Regions from separate parts of the Homo sapiens genome. Here region 2 is linked to region 1. The links are chromatin contacts, found by Hi-C or POLR2A ChIA-PET in ENCODE. All regions are on one chromosome and are shown on one strand. The core of a region is the stretch at or near the end of the contact, and the rest is flanking DNA. Distances in the headings are between cores, read along the strand shown. Region 1 holds the start of CAPN7 (calpain 7). Region 2 overlaps NR2C2 (nuclear receptor subfamily 2 group C member 2).

What was found. A loop is a pair of places that touch in the nucleus more often than their neighbours do. ChIA-PET counts read pairs that join two places held with the same protein, here RNA polymerase II (POLR2A). Pooled maps may share reads with other maps.
Region 2: a loop to region 1 is called in a pooled map, with 6 times the contacts of the local background. The contact joins the enhancer-like site here to the promoter of CAPN7 in region 1. A Hi-C loop is called at or near these places in 2 of 37 single-sample maps with no recorded cell type and 4 of 50 pooled maps. POLR2A ChIA-PET finds 5 or more read pairs at or near these places in 1 of 52 experiments (activated T-cell).

The regions. Positions count from the first base shown.
Region 1 is chr3:15,204,996-15,211,534 of GRCh38, forward strand. It overlaps CAPN7 (calpain 7), which reads left to right and starts at 1,251. Exons shown (of 21, transcript NM_014296.3): 1 at 1,251-1,602. The coding sequence starts at 1,501. It also overlaps the pseudogene COL6A4P1. RefSeq lists a silencer at 957-1,476.
Region 2 is chr3:14,988,141-14,994,402 of GRCh38, forward strand. All of the region lies in intron 1 of NR2C2 (nuclear receptor subfamily 2 group C member 2), which reads left to right. Among named protein-coding and RNA genes, the nearest start is that of FGD5-AS1, 43 kb to the left of the region's middle. Within about 2 kb of position 2,378, at least 7 of the 41 ENCODE cell types and tissues checked have a DNase peak (open chromatin) inside an H3K27ac peak, as active enhancers do.

The sequences.
Region 1 (6,539 bases), core at 1-2,500:
CACATTAGATATATTTAAGTAGTGGAGTTGACTCATTCAACATTTTAAAATATTTGTTGAACACCTGCTCTGGAACAAGGCTTGCGCTCAACGCTGGGATCAAAGTGGTAAAGACAGGAAGCATCCCTGCTTCAGCTATAAAACTGTAGTTGCTACCTTTGAGAGCCATCTTTGGGCCAGGCACAAAATCAAATTCTGTGTGTCTTTATAACAGCCTGATGAGACCGTTGTTATTAAGAACTTCACTAAATGTGAAGAAATACACTTAAACTAAGAAATTAGAGTCCCATTTTAAATGCAGGCCAAATGACTGAAAAAAAATTTAGAGTATAATTAAAAAATTAAAAGTACACACTTAAAATGTAGTTTGATAAGTTTTGACAAACGTATATATTTTTACACCACCATTGAGATATAAAACATTCTCATCATCCGAAAAGATTCCTTTGTATCCCCTTCCCAACCACTGATCTGCTTTCTAACATCGTAGTGTTTTCTAGTGTTTCTTATAGATGGAATTATACATTATGTACTCAATTCTTACTTCTTTGACTCAGCATGAATTTGGTGGTGCCCATCACTAATTCATTTTTATTACTGCTGACTTCAGACCTTTAGGGGAGAGAAGACATAAATCAAATAATCACCTAATTAAGTATTTAATTACAACAGCATCAAGTTAACCTAAGGGTAAGTACAAGTGGAAATACATTACCTTGTTTGTTAACAATTCAATCAATACGACCTTGGTGTACAGTGGGGGGCTATAGGGTCATGATTCAGCTTGTGGAAAACAAATGAAAATAAATGTTAGCGAAGAGTGACTCTAAAGAACCTCTGTCCTCACGGTAATTTTTTTAATGTGTCAGATGCTGGTGGGAGGCATTCTTCCTTAGCTCTTTACTCCCATCCCTTACACTTAACAGAGGAAAGGATCTGTAAGGCGCGTACCCCTCTACTGCCCACTGTCGACGAAAACAGCCTCGCCCTGCACCGCCACCGCCACGCATAAGGCGGTGTGTGGGCAGCTCGGACGTGGCACCTGCCCTCAGCTGCTCAATCCCGGGCGCCGCGACGGTCACGTGCACAGCGGCAGGCCTTTTTGCCCCGCCCCCGCGGCCCGGCTCCTGCGTGGGCCCGGCCCCGCCCACAGCCCGCGCAGTCCCGCGAGCCTGGCCTCGGCGGCCCCAGCTTCTAAGGAGCTCGTGAGGGCCAGGCTGCGCCTGCGTCGGGCGGCTGGTGGGCGGGGCGAGGGCCGCTGGGGCCGCGAAGTGGGGCGGCCGGGTGGGCTACAAGCCGGGTCTGGGCTGAGGGGCGCGGCTTCGCGGTGGACCCCAGCCCGGCAACGGGAAGGCGAGCTCTCCTCCACCGTCCAAAGTAAACTTTGCCGCTCCTTCCGCGGCGCTCCCGAGTCCTCGCCGCCGCCGGGCCGCCGCAGTCCGCGAAGAGCCGTCCTGCGTCAGGGCCTCCTTCCCTGCCCCGGCGCGGGGCCACTGCGCCATGGACGCCACAGCACTGGAGCGGGACGCTGTGCAGTTCGCCCGTCTGGCGGTTCAGCGCGACCACGAAGGCCGCTACTCCGAGGCGGTGTTTTATTACAAGGTAGGGCCGGGCCCGGCGCTTCGGTCGGAGTTGCTCAGTCGGAGTGCGGCCCGGGCCTGCGGCCGAGGGGCGGGATCCGGGTGCGGAGGCTAGCGGCCCCGGCTTTGCTTTTCCCTCGTCCGCCTCCCGGCCCTCCTCTTGTTGGGAGCGGCAAGCCCGAGTGCAGAGGCCGACGCTGAGGCTGCGGGGAGGCTGGGTCGCGGCTTGCAGCCGCCGCTCCTCCACCTGTAGTCCTGACTGGCAAATGCCCACCGTTGAGCCGCTTTGGGGGGCAGGTGTTAGATATGGGTAGTTAGTAGCCAATTCTTGCTGTCACTTGACTCTGATTTACAGCTAGCGGGAAATGGCCTGTGATATATATCAAAATAATGCATGCTCGTTAAATAAACTTAAAAAGAATAAAAACCATCTCCTGTCATAGCATTTGACATACAGTCATGCGTCCTTAGCGATGTGATATTTTCTGAGAAATGTGTTCTTAGGCCATTTTGTTGTTGTGCGAACACCGTAGAAAGCGCTTACACAAGCCTGAATGGTACAGCCTGTTCCACACCTAAGCTGTATGGCATGGCCTGTTGCTCCTAGGTTACAGGCCTGCGCAGCGTGTTGCTGTACTCAGTGGTGTGTGCAGTTACATGCAGTGGTAAGTATTTGTGCATCTAAACATAGAAAAGGTACAGTAAACATGCAGCATAAAAGATAAAAAAAAAATACTACACCAGTGTGGGGCACTTACCCACAAAAGGAGCTTGCAGGACTGGAAGTTGCTCTGAGTTGGTGAGTAGTGGTGAGTGAATGTGAAGGCCTGGGACATTCACTGCTCTACTCTTGTAGACTTTATAAGCAGTGTACCCTTAGGCTACGCTAAATTTTTTTAATCTTTCTTCAGTAATAAACTAACCTTAGCTTACGGTAACCCTTTTACTTTATAAACTTCTAAATTTTCTTAACTTTTTAACTCTTTTGTAATAGCTTAAAACGAACTTATTGTGCAGTTACACAAACATTTTCTTTATATCTTTATTTGGTAAGTTTTTTTGTTTCTTTTTTTTTTTTTATTCTTTAGTTAAAAACTAAGGCACACGTTAGCCTAGGCCTACACCTCGTCAGGATCATCAATATTACTGTCTTCCACCTCCAATCTTGTCCCACTGGGAGGTCTTCAGGAGCAATAACAGGAATGAAACTGTCGTCTCCTATGATAACAATGTCTCTTGAAATATCTCCTGAAGGACATGTCAGAGACTGTTTTATAGTTAACTTTTTTTTATAAAAGGAGTATACTAACAGTACATAGTATAGCATAGTAAATACATAAACCAGTAACATAGTTGTTGATTATCAAGTATTATGTACTCTACATTATTGTGTGTGGTAGACTTTTACACCACTGGCACCCCAGTAGGTTTGTTTACATCAGCATCACCACAAACATGCGAGTAAAGTGTTGTGCTATGACATTATGATGGCTATGACATGACCAGGCAATAGGAATTTTTCAACTCCATTATAATCTTAGGGGACCACTATCATATATTCAGTCTGTTGTTGACTGAAATGTTATGTGGTGTGTGACTATATTTTTGTGTTTTTTTATGCGTATGTGTATATGCTTTTTTTTTTTTTTTACAAACTGGTTTATACTGTTTTTAGTAATAGCTGCACAGTAGTTCATTATGTGGGTGTACCATATTTTTTTTTTTAAGAGACAGCGTCTTGCCCTGTCACTCAGCCTGGAGTGCCGTGGCCCACTAATAATAGCTCATTGCAGCCTCAAACTGCAAAGCTCAAGCAATCCTCCTGCCTCAGTCTCCCAATTGGTGGGACTACAGGTAGACACAACCACACTTGGCTAATTTTTTTTTTTTTTTTTTTTTTGTGTAGAAATGGAGTCTCGCTGTGTTGCCCAGGCTGGTTTCGAACTCCTGGGTCAAGCGATCTTCCTGCCTCAGTCTCCCAAAATGCTGGAATTACAGGCGTGAGCCTCTGTGCCTGTCCAGTGTACTATAATTAATTTACAGACTCTTGGGCATTCAGTTGATTTTGTTTTTTCAACATCATAAGTAACGATGTAGTTCATATCTTTATAACTAATTCTTATGACTAGTGCAAATTTTTGCCTGAATTTTCTTTGGGATAAATTACCGGGGACAGAATTGATAAATCAAAGGGTATGAGCTTCCATGGTCCACTCTCTTCTCTCCAATTCTGAGGATTTGCAAATATACCCCTCTAGCTCTAGCTAGATTTGGAGGGAGCTGTGTCCTCATGATAGTGTCACCTTTTCTTTTAGAAAGATTATCAGACTTTGATAATACTGTACAATAGTAGTACTTTTTTTCACAAATGTATGTGCTGTCAATAAAGTGTGGTTTGTTTCAGATTAATATTTTGTTGCTTTCATTTTATAATCTTTTTTCCTTTTTTTTTGAGACGGAGTTTTGTTCTTGTTGCTCAGGCTGGAGTGCAATAGCACAATCTCGACTCGCTGCAACCTCCACCTCGTGGGTTCAAGTGATTCTCCTGCCTCAGCCTCCTGAGTAGCTGGGATTACAGGCATGCACCACCACCCCCGGCTAATTTTGTATTTTTAGTAGAGACCGGGTTTCTCCATGTTGGTCAGGCTGGTCTCAAACTCCCGACCTCAGGTGATCCACCTGCCTCGGCTTCCCAAAGTGCTGGGATTATAGGCATGAGCCACCGCCCCCAGCCTATTTTTTTCTTTTTTTATTGATAGGTAATGTACATAGTTTCAGGGTACATGTGATAATTTAATACATTAATATAATTTGTAAAGATAAATCAGCATACTTGGGATAGCCATCACCTTAACTACTTCACAGCTGAACTGTGCAGCTTTTATTACTGAATATTATTCCCTTAATATTTATGCTAGGAACATTTGAATTAATCTAGCTATTTTGAAATGTACAATCAAATATTATAAACTCTGGTCACCCTGTGATCTATCTTAACAGTAGGTCTCATTCTATTATAATCTGCTTTATGTTTAGAGAGTTTTGGTGCATTTCAGAATCCTTTTAGACTTTTTTGACAATTTCACAAGGCATTGTTTAAGAGAAAAATTGTGTGTGTTTTGTGAAATAGCTTTGACAACAGGTTAAAATAGTGCTATATAAAAATAGATTTTATTAAAGCAAAAGAAACTGCTATGCACTGCCCCTTGTTTCCTATAGACTTACATACATGTCAGGAAGAATTTTTTATCTTTGAGAAAGCCAAAAAAAGTGGTTGTACTTCTAGAAATTATTTATATAAGCTTCATCAGTTTAGTATTTAGTGTTTTCTGCCCAGTCCTTTCTATAAGCTATTTATTTCTTGTCAGTTTTGAATATAAATGAAATGAGTAAAATAAAATTGACACCAGCAGTTTTTTAAATTGGCTTTATTTTATTTTTCAGAGACAGGGTCTCATTCTGTCACCCAGGCTGGCGGGCAGTGGTGAGATCATAACTCACTGCAGCCTCAAACTCCTGGGCTAAAACAATCTTCCAGCCTCAGCCTCCTGAGTAGCTGGGACTACAGGTGTGCACCACAATACCTGGCTAATTTTTTTTTTTTCCAGAAATGGGGATTTCACTATGTTGCCCAGTTAGTCTTGAACTCCTGGCCTCAAGCAGTCCTCCTGCCTCAGACTCCTAAGTAAAAAAAATAGCTTTTTTTAAAAAGTACAATAATTATTTGGAAATTAATAATCACATACAAGATAACTGAAGGGGCAATATATGTGTATTATATACTTATATAATTTACATGTATCAAAAACATTCCGTTTATTGGATTTAAGTGTAGTTACAATGTATTTAGATAATGATGGTATGTAAGATATATTTAATGTTTACATGTAAAGTTATACTTTCCTCCTCTGAAATAGTTATAGAATCTAAGGAAGTCATATCTTTTCTATCCCACTGCCTTTAGGCTGAATTTTCATTGTAGTCAAAACTGTACTTTTTCATTCCTTCCTTGCTTCCTTCCTTTTTTTTTTTTTTTTTGGACAGTATCTTACTCTGTCACCCAGGCTGGAGTGCAGTGGCCCGATCACAGCTCACTGCAGCCTCCACCTCCCAGGGCTCAGGTGATCCTCCCGCCTCAGCCTCCTGAGTAGCTGGGACTACTTTGTAGAGACAGGGTTTCACCATGTTGCCCAGGCTGAAAACTGCACTTTTCTTAATTTTGTTAGGTTCAGTGAAACAACTCCTGCTCAAACAACTGGATTCAAAAAGTGATGTTCAGTAGATGGCATCTTTGGAAACAGGCATGATGACCCATGAAGTGTACACGCTTGGGTTACTGCAGAGAAGGTGCTGTTACTTGTAGAAATCTGTCTTTGCTTTTCTAGGTGGTAGCATTGGTAACCTTCCTGGAATGGTGATGAGGAGAATGGAAACACCACCTTCTAGCCATAGCATAACTGGTCGTGGAAGTTATGGAATAACTGGAAGAAGAATCCAGATTTTCTTAAAATTAAAATAAGTGTAATTTATACAACTAAAATCTGCTTTAAAATGTGTCATCCTTTGTCAGTATTTTCTGTGGAGAAAACTGTTTTCCTTTTACTGTGAGATATTTAACCTGTGTAATCTCCTGTAATCTTTTCTTGATAATTTTATTTTAGCAATTATTACTCGTTTTAATGCTTTGAAGGCTCAATTCATATTTTTTTGCGTGTGAATTACTTGCAATCAGTTCACATTTTCAAGGTATATAATTTTAAATCTGATCTATTGCATAAGGAAAAAGGAAAACGAAACATGTAAACTGCAGCTATTCTAAAGAAGTGTTTATAATCAGTTCCTTATGCGTGAATTCATAAATTTTCAATGATATGTTAAAATTGAGAGAGAGCCTGGATAGCTCCTTCGGTAGAGCATCATCAGACTTTTAATGTGAGGGTCCAGGGTTCAAGTTCCTGT
Region 2 (6,262 bases), core at 1,128-3,627, 220 kb before region 1:
TAGCTCTGCAGCTTGGAACAACACCCAGAATCACACTGCAGAGCCAGTCTCGTGAAGCTATGGCTGTACAGCCAGTACCACAAAGCTTGGAGATGGACCTCCAGCTTCCAGTGCCAAGTCTCTCAGACCAGTGAATCTTATTGACCCCCTGCTCTCCTCCAAGGGAAGCAGGACTGCAAATATCTGGTATTGTCTGTTTTTACAGGTAGAGAGAGGCACTGCCTCACCCAAACCACTGGGAGAAGGAATTCTTATATTTCCTAGAAAAATAATTTAGGACCACACACTGATAAAGCCATTTCTATATTTAGGATAATTTATATAACGTGGGTTCCCAGAAGTATAATTATCAGGCCAGAGGGCAGGAGCAAATTCTGATGATGAAGGACCAGATCTCTTGACCTCAATGGTTTAGTCTTGGAACTTTTTGCTTCCTTTATTAATCTTTCCTTTTACACATACGTAAAGCACATTTATTGGCTGTACTTATTCACTTAGTGAATAGAGTGTTTTGTTTCTTAGAACTTTAAATAGTTGTTGAGGTGAAGGGACTTATAGTCAAAGGAGAATCATCATCTCTTTTTTTTCCCCTCTTGATTAATTTTTTTTCTCTTTTAGATAGCGGTGCCTGGGTTTGTGCTAGAATCTGAAAATGGATGACATATTCATCCATTCATCACATATGGTGAATTTATTTCACCATAAATTGTTTTATGTTAGTGCACATGCAAACTTCTGTTTGTATGTGTGGAGTGGAAATTTCATCATTTATAGCAGTGTGAATTTATTCTCAAATGTTTTCTTTCAGCCTCCTTCTCCACCCTATGTAAAAGTAAATATCCGTAATACCTCTTTTCTCCTACTCTTCCCCTAGGCTTTTGTTTTGTTTTTGCTGATTGGTCAGCATTCACTTCATATCAGTTGTTGAGGTATAAAAACCAAGTAATGAGTCCCCATGTCCATCAGGGGGCTACAGCCTGCCTTAGTGGCAGGTGCTCTTGTCTCAAAGCCAGAGAACCTAGGTGTTAGTTTCAGCCTCACCACTAATGCACTGTGACTTCAGGAGCTCCCTCCCCTCAGTGGCTTTGGGGAAGGGGTGGGACTTAGAGTTGAAGTCATTCTGTGGACCTATTACAGTGTTCTTCATTTGCTCTGACTACATTTGCGTATCTTCCTGCCAGAATGGGAGGCTTCTGAGTCCAGAACTCAATCTTGTATTCATGTGCCCGGTGCGTGTTGGGTGGATATGGTTAAATGAGCCCAGTTTTGTTGTTCTTGTGGGTCTTTTCTATGTAACACAGTCCATATATTCTTGCCTACACTTTAAGTGAAAGAGGAACTTGTAAAGACCTCCTATCTTTAAGAATATTAGGGCCAGGCATGGTAGCTCACACCTGTAATTCCAGTGCTTTGAGAGGCCCAGGTGGAAGGATCACATGAGTTCAGGTATCAGTCTGGGCAACATAGTAAGACCCTGTGTCTACAAAAACTAAATTAAAGAAAAAATTTGACTGGGTGTGGTGGCTCACGACCTGTAATCCCAACGCTTTGGGAAGCTGAGGGAGGCAGATCACATGAGGTCAGGAGCTTGAGACCAGCCTGGCCAACATGGTGAAACCCCATCTCTACTAAAAATACAAAATTAGCAGGGTGTGGTGGCAGGCACCTGTAATCCCAGCTACTCGAGAGGTGGAGATAAGAGAATCGCTTGAACCTGGGAGATGGAGGTTGCAGTGAGCCGAGATTGCACTCCAGCCTGGGCGACAAGAGCAAGACTCCATCTCAAAAAAAAAAAAAAAAAAAAAAAAAAAAATTACTGGGTGTGGTGGCACATACCTGTAGTCCTGGCTACTCTGAGAGGCTGAGGCAGGAGGATCACTTGAGCCCAGGAGGTCAAGGCTGCAGTGAGCCATGATTGCACCACTGGCACTGCAGCCTGAGTGACAGAGCCAGACCTTGTCTTTATTTAATAAAAAGAAGAATATTAGATTACTGCACCGTTAGGTTGAAGATGCTATATGCAGAACATGGTGTTTCTGGGCTCTCCAGGTCTTTCCTCCTCTCCTTGTAGGTTTAAAAATGTTTTGAGTTGGTTGGACTCCATGGTAACATTCTTGTGAACTTTCAGTTGAGGAAAGGTGATCTTTAAGGGGAAAGGGGTGGAGGGAGAGAGAGTTTAACAGTGGCAGCAATCTAGGTGAAGGGAGAACTTTGTAAAGCAGAGTACATCTTCCCTAGAAGCAATTAGTCATATTATTAGACAAACTGTTTCAGCAGCTGGCAAAACAGCAGGAACATGTCGATTTTGCTTCCTTGGTTACAGGCAGTGATAGTGTACTTGACCTTCCGCAGAGCTGGGTCACAGAGAGGGCATCTTTAAACAGCCCTGTCTGGTTTGGGTGAATGGAATCTGCACTGGCAGGGTTTGAAAGCAAATGCCTGTGAGTTCCCTCAACCAACCTCTGGCCTTTTGGGTTGGACTCTCTTTGGCCTGGGAGGTTGCTGAGGAAAAATATAAATAAAGCTGCAGGGAGCCATTGGCATGGTAAGTGTGAGTGTCCTAAAGAAAACAAGACTGCAGTATTGAAGTCTATTCTCTTTCCCTGTGTTTCTGGGGGAGAAGCCTTGTAATGCAATGTATTTCAGTAGTCACTTATTTTTACAGCAGTTAGTATAATAGCAGTGGATTTAGACACCTATTGTATATTTGAAGAAATTCAATTTAATGTCTTGCTATGCTAAGCTCTTAGCAAATCGTTTCTTAATAGGAACTTGTATTTGAATATGCTGGCTAAATTCAGGTGGGGCAAAAGTTGTTTGTTGTTTTTGGCAGGTTACTCTGCCTGTGAACAGTTTATGAACCATATTGCTCTTAAATATCTCATTGTTTTACATAATTGTGGGGAGTGGTTGTTGACTTGGGATTTTTGTTTTTTTGTGACAAGAAATTTAGCGCTAAGTTTTACCTTTTTAAAATCTCTATTGCCAACTGTAAAATTCAAAACTGGCTAATGAATTCTGATATAAATGATGCTGGTTTATAATATTTAGGTTTCATTCCCTCATTAGCTTTACTGTAAAGAAGAGCTGGATATATATGTCATCAAGAGAAGTAGTTCTTTACTAACACTGTTATTGTAAGGTTCCAGTCCTTTGAGGACTGGAACTGCACATAAAAGTCAGCAGCCTCCTGTGGATTCTTCTCGCTGATGCAAGTTGCTGCACAAAGGGGGTTAATCTCTTTGCCCATTGGCCCTTCAACACACTTACTATTTAATGGTCCTTTGAAATAAACTAAAGGAGGGTATGTGGTACATTTCAGTTCAAGCTGGAGGTGTCCCCTGCCTAACACCCTTTACCCTACTTAAGGGTTTTACATTGTTCATGATTTCACTGAAGTGTTGAGAAGTACTGAGTTCCTGTTTGAGATTTGTAACACTAGATCTGCACAATGTTTTTTCACAGAGTGTAACTCTGTTATCCTATTAGTAACCCATGAGAATTTTTGTAGCCAAAATCCAGAATAAGTTATAGATTTGGAAACTCTTAATATTGCACATTTAATTCAATGAAATGAGCATCTTTTTCTCTTTTTTAATCCCTTTTTTCTTTTTTTTTTTTCTTTTTCTTTTTTTTTTTTTTGGAGATAGGGTCTTGCTATCTCAAAGGCTGGAGCACAGTGGTGCCATCATAGCTTACTGTCACTGTAGCCTCAAACTCCTGAGCTCAAGTGCTCCTTCCGCCTCAGCCTCCTAAGCAGCTGGGACTGCAGGCATGCGACACCACGCCTGGATAATGTTTTTAATTTTTAGTAGGGATGGGGTCTTGCAATGCTGTCCAGGCTGGTACTCAAACTCCTGGCCTCAAGTGATCTTCCTACCTCGCCCTCCCAAACTGCTGTGATTATAGACATGAGCCGCTGCACCTGGCCTGTGAGCATCTTCTTCAACCTAGATGTTCATTTTTCAGCAAGTGATTCCATGTAAACGTCAGAAATTTTTCCTGACAATTATTTCCTTATAAAACAAACAAACAACAAAAACAACAACAACAAAAACCCTGCTGCCAAAGCAATGTCATGCCATTATGGAATAGAGGAGGTTCTCATTCCAGGGTGAAGATGTATGAACTTCCTCAGCAGCCTCATAAACCCCCCTGTGTCGGTGGAAGCCAGTACTCCTTGGTTTATATAATGAACTGCCAGGGCAGGTGTTGTGCTGTACCTCCAGGGTGTGTAATTAGCAGACAGGCACAAGAGTAGAGTAAAGCAAAGCAAAGTCTAGGCAGAGTCCCAGGATCAAAGGCTTAAGACAGAGACTGCTTATTCATCCCCTAAGGTATTCATTCCCTAAGTGTTCATTCACTAAGCATTCATTGTGGGCCTAATATGTGCCTGGCCTTGGGAATAAACAGAGAAATAGGAAATGTGGTGTTCTGTGGAGAGTACTAAGGTGCAGGGACTGTGGGAACCCAGAGGAGGGCATTTGTATTAACCTGAGGGGTGTCAGGAAAGGCTGGCCAGAGGAGCATGGCTTTTATTAAATTATTTAGTGTTTAATAAAACATTTGTGTGTTCTGCAAGCGTGGTTACCTTTACAAAGGATGTGAAATGGAACAGATGATTTTACCCTCTAAGTATGAGTTTGGAGACCAAGCCTTGGAAGGCCTGTGTCTAAAGATATTTCACACCCAGCTTGCCCATGGTTTTAATTGAGTCCTTTGGACTGGCAGTTTTCCTGTCAAGGTAAAATGCCCTAACCAAGGTATAACACACACCTGGGTGTTGTCAGGCATTTATACAGTGTAAACTAAGTGATCCTGTCCTTTGCAACTTGAGCAGGTTGAAAGGGTAGAAAATAGGATAAGGCAGAAGCCAAGACTGACATTAGGCACTGAGGTGTGGGCAGGAAAAAATAGAAAGGAAATGCTTCAACTAGTCAGAAATGCATCTAATATTTTTATATCCTTTTTACCAAACTGACTTTTTATTGCTGTGCTGATGAGTCTCAATAAAATATTTCTGGGAAAAAAGGCCAAGCATGGTGGCTCACGTCTGTAGTCCTAGCCCTTTGGGAGGCCAAGACAGGCGGATCACCTGAGGTCAGGAGTTCGACACCAGCCTGGCCAACATGGTGAAACCCCGTCTCTACTAAAAATACAAAAATTAGCCGGGCATGGTGGTGGGTGCCTGTAATCCCAGCTGCTCGGGAGGCTGAGGCAGGAGAATCGCTTGAACCTGGGAGGCGGAGGTTACAGTGAGCCGAAGCTGCATCACTGCACTCCAGCCTGGGCGACAGGAGCAAAACTCCATCTCAAAAAAAAAAAAAAGAAATGTTTCTGGAAAAAAAGTAAATTTCCTTCCTTGATGTCTATTCATAATTATCAGACTGTAAATTCATACAACTGCAAGAATTTCTTAGCGGTCCCATCATAACATCACTTTGCCTTCATGCAAGACCATATCTCAGCTGCCTCTGGTGCCACTAGAACATACCTTTTTTCTAATGGCTTCAGGAGTAGGGGATCCCAAACATTTTCTGTTTAACCTGTCACTTCCAGAGTTAGTCGTCTTTTCACTGAATCTCAGGGCTATTCACTCAATCTAAATTTATTACTGAGCCTACAGGGAGCCCATTGCCAGTGTGACCCATGCCCCCTCTCAGGTAAAAGGTCTTTTGGGCTTCTCATATCAAGGGAATAAATAAAATTTGCAGATGTATCCCTGAACAGGTGAGGAAGCCAAAATCCAGGGAGTTTAAACTGTACCTCAGGCAAGGTAGCAAAGCCAAGGGACAGCAGTCTCAGCGCCCAACCTGTGCTTTCCAGTAACTGTTTGTCCTCCACAGCAGCTTAGAGGCAGGGCCACATCTGGTTGCCCTGTGCGCACAACCCCAACATGGCACAGAGTAAGTGCTTACCAGGTTCCGGTAAAGCATAGACCACTGTCACTTTGTTTTAATGACATAGAAAACTTTCTGAGATATGTGAAATACTTTTTGAATAGTGTTTTTAAATTTTTGTTTTTTTATCCACTCATCTGCGTACTGATTTTAAATAAACTTTTTATTGTAGTATAACATACCTAAGTTTAAAATTCATCAGCTTATGATGAATTATCACAGAGAAAACATTTCTATATACTCACCACCCAAGTTAAGAACAGAATAGAAATTTCCTGCAGCCCAGAAGCTCTCCTTATGCCCCCTCCCAATCATTACCTGCACCTTCTTCCTTAAAGATGAACTCTACCCCAGCCCCTTAT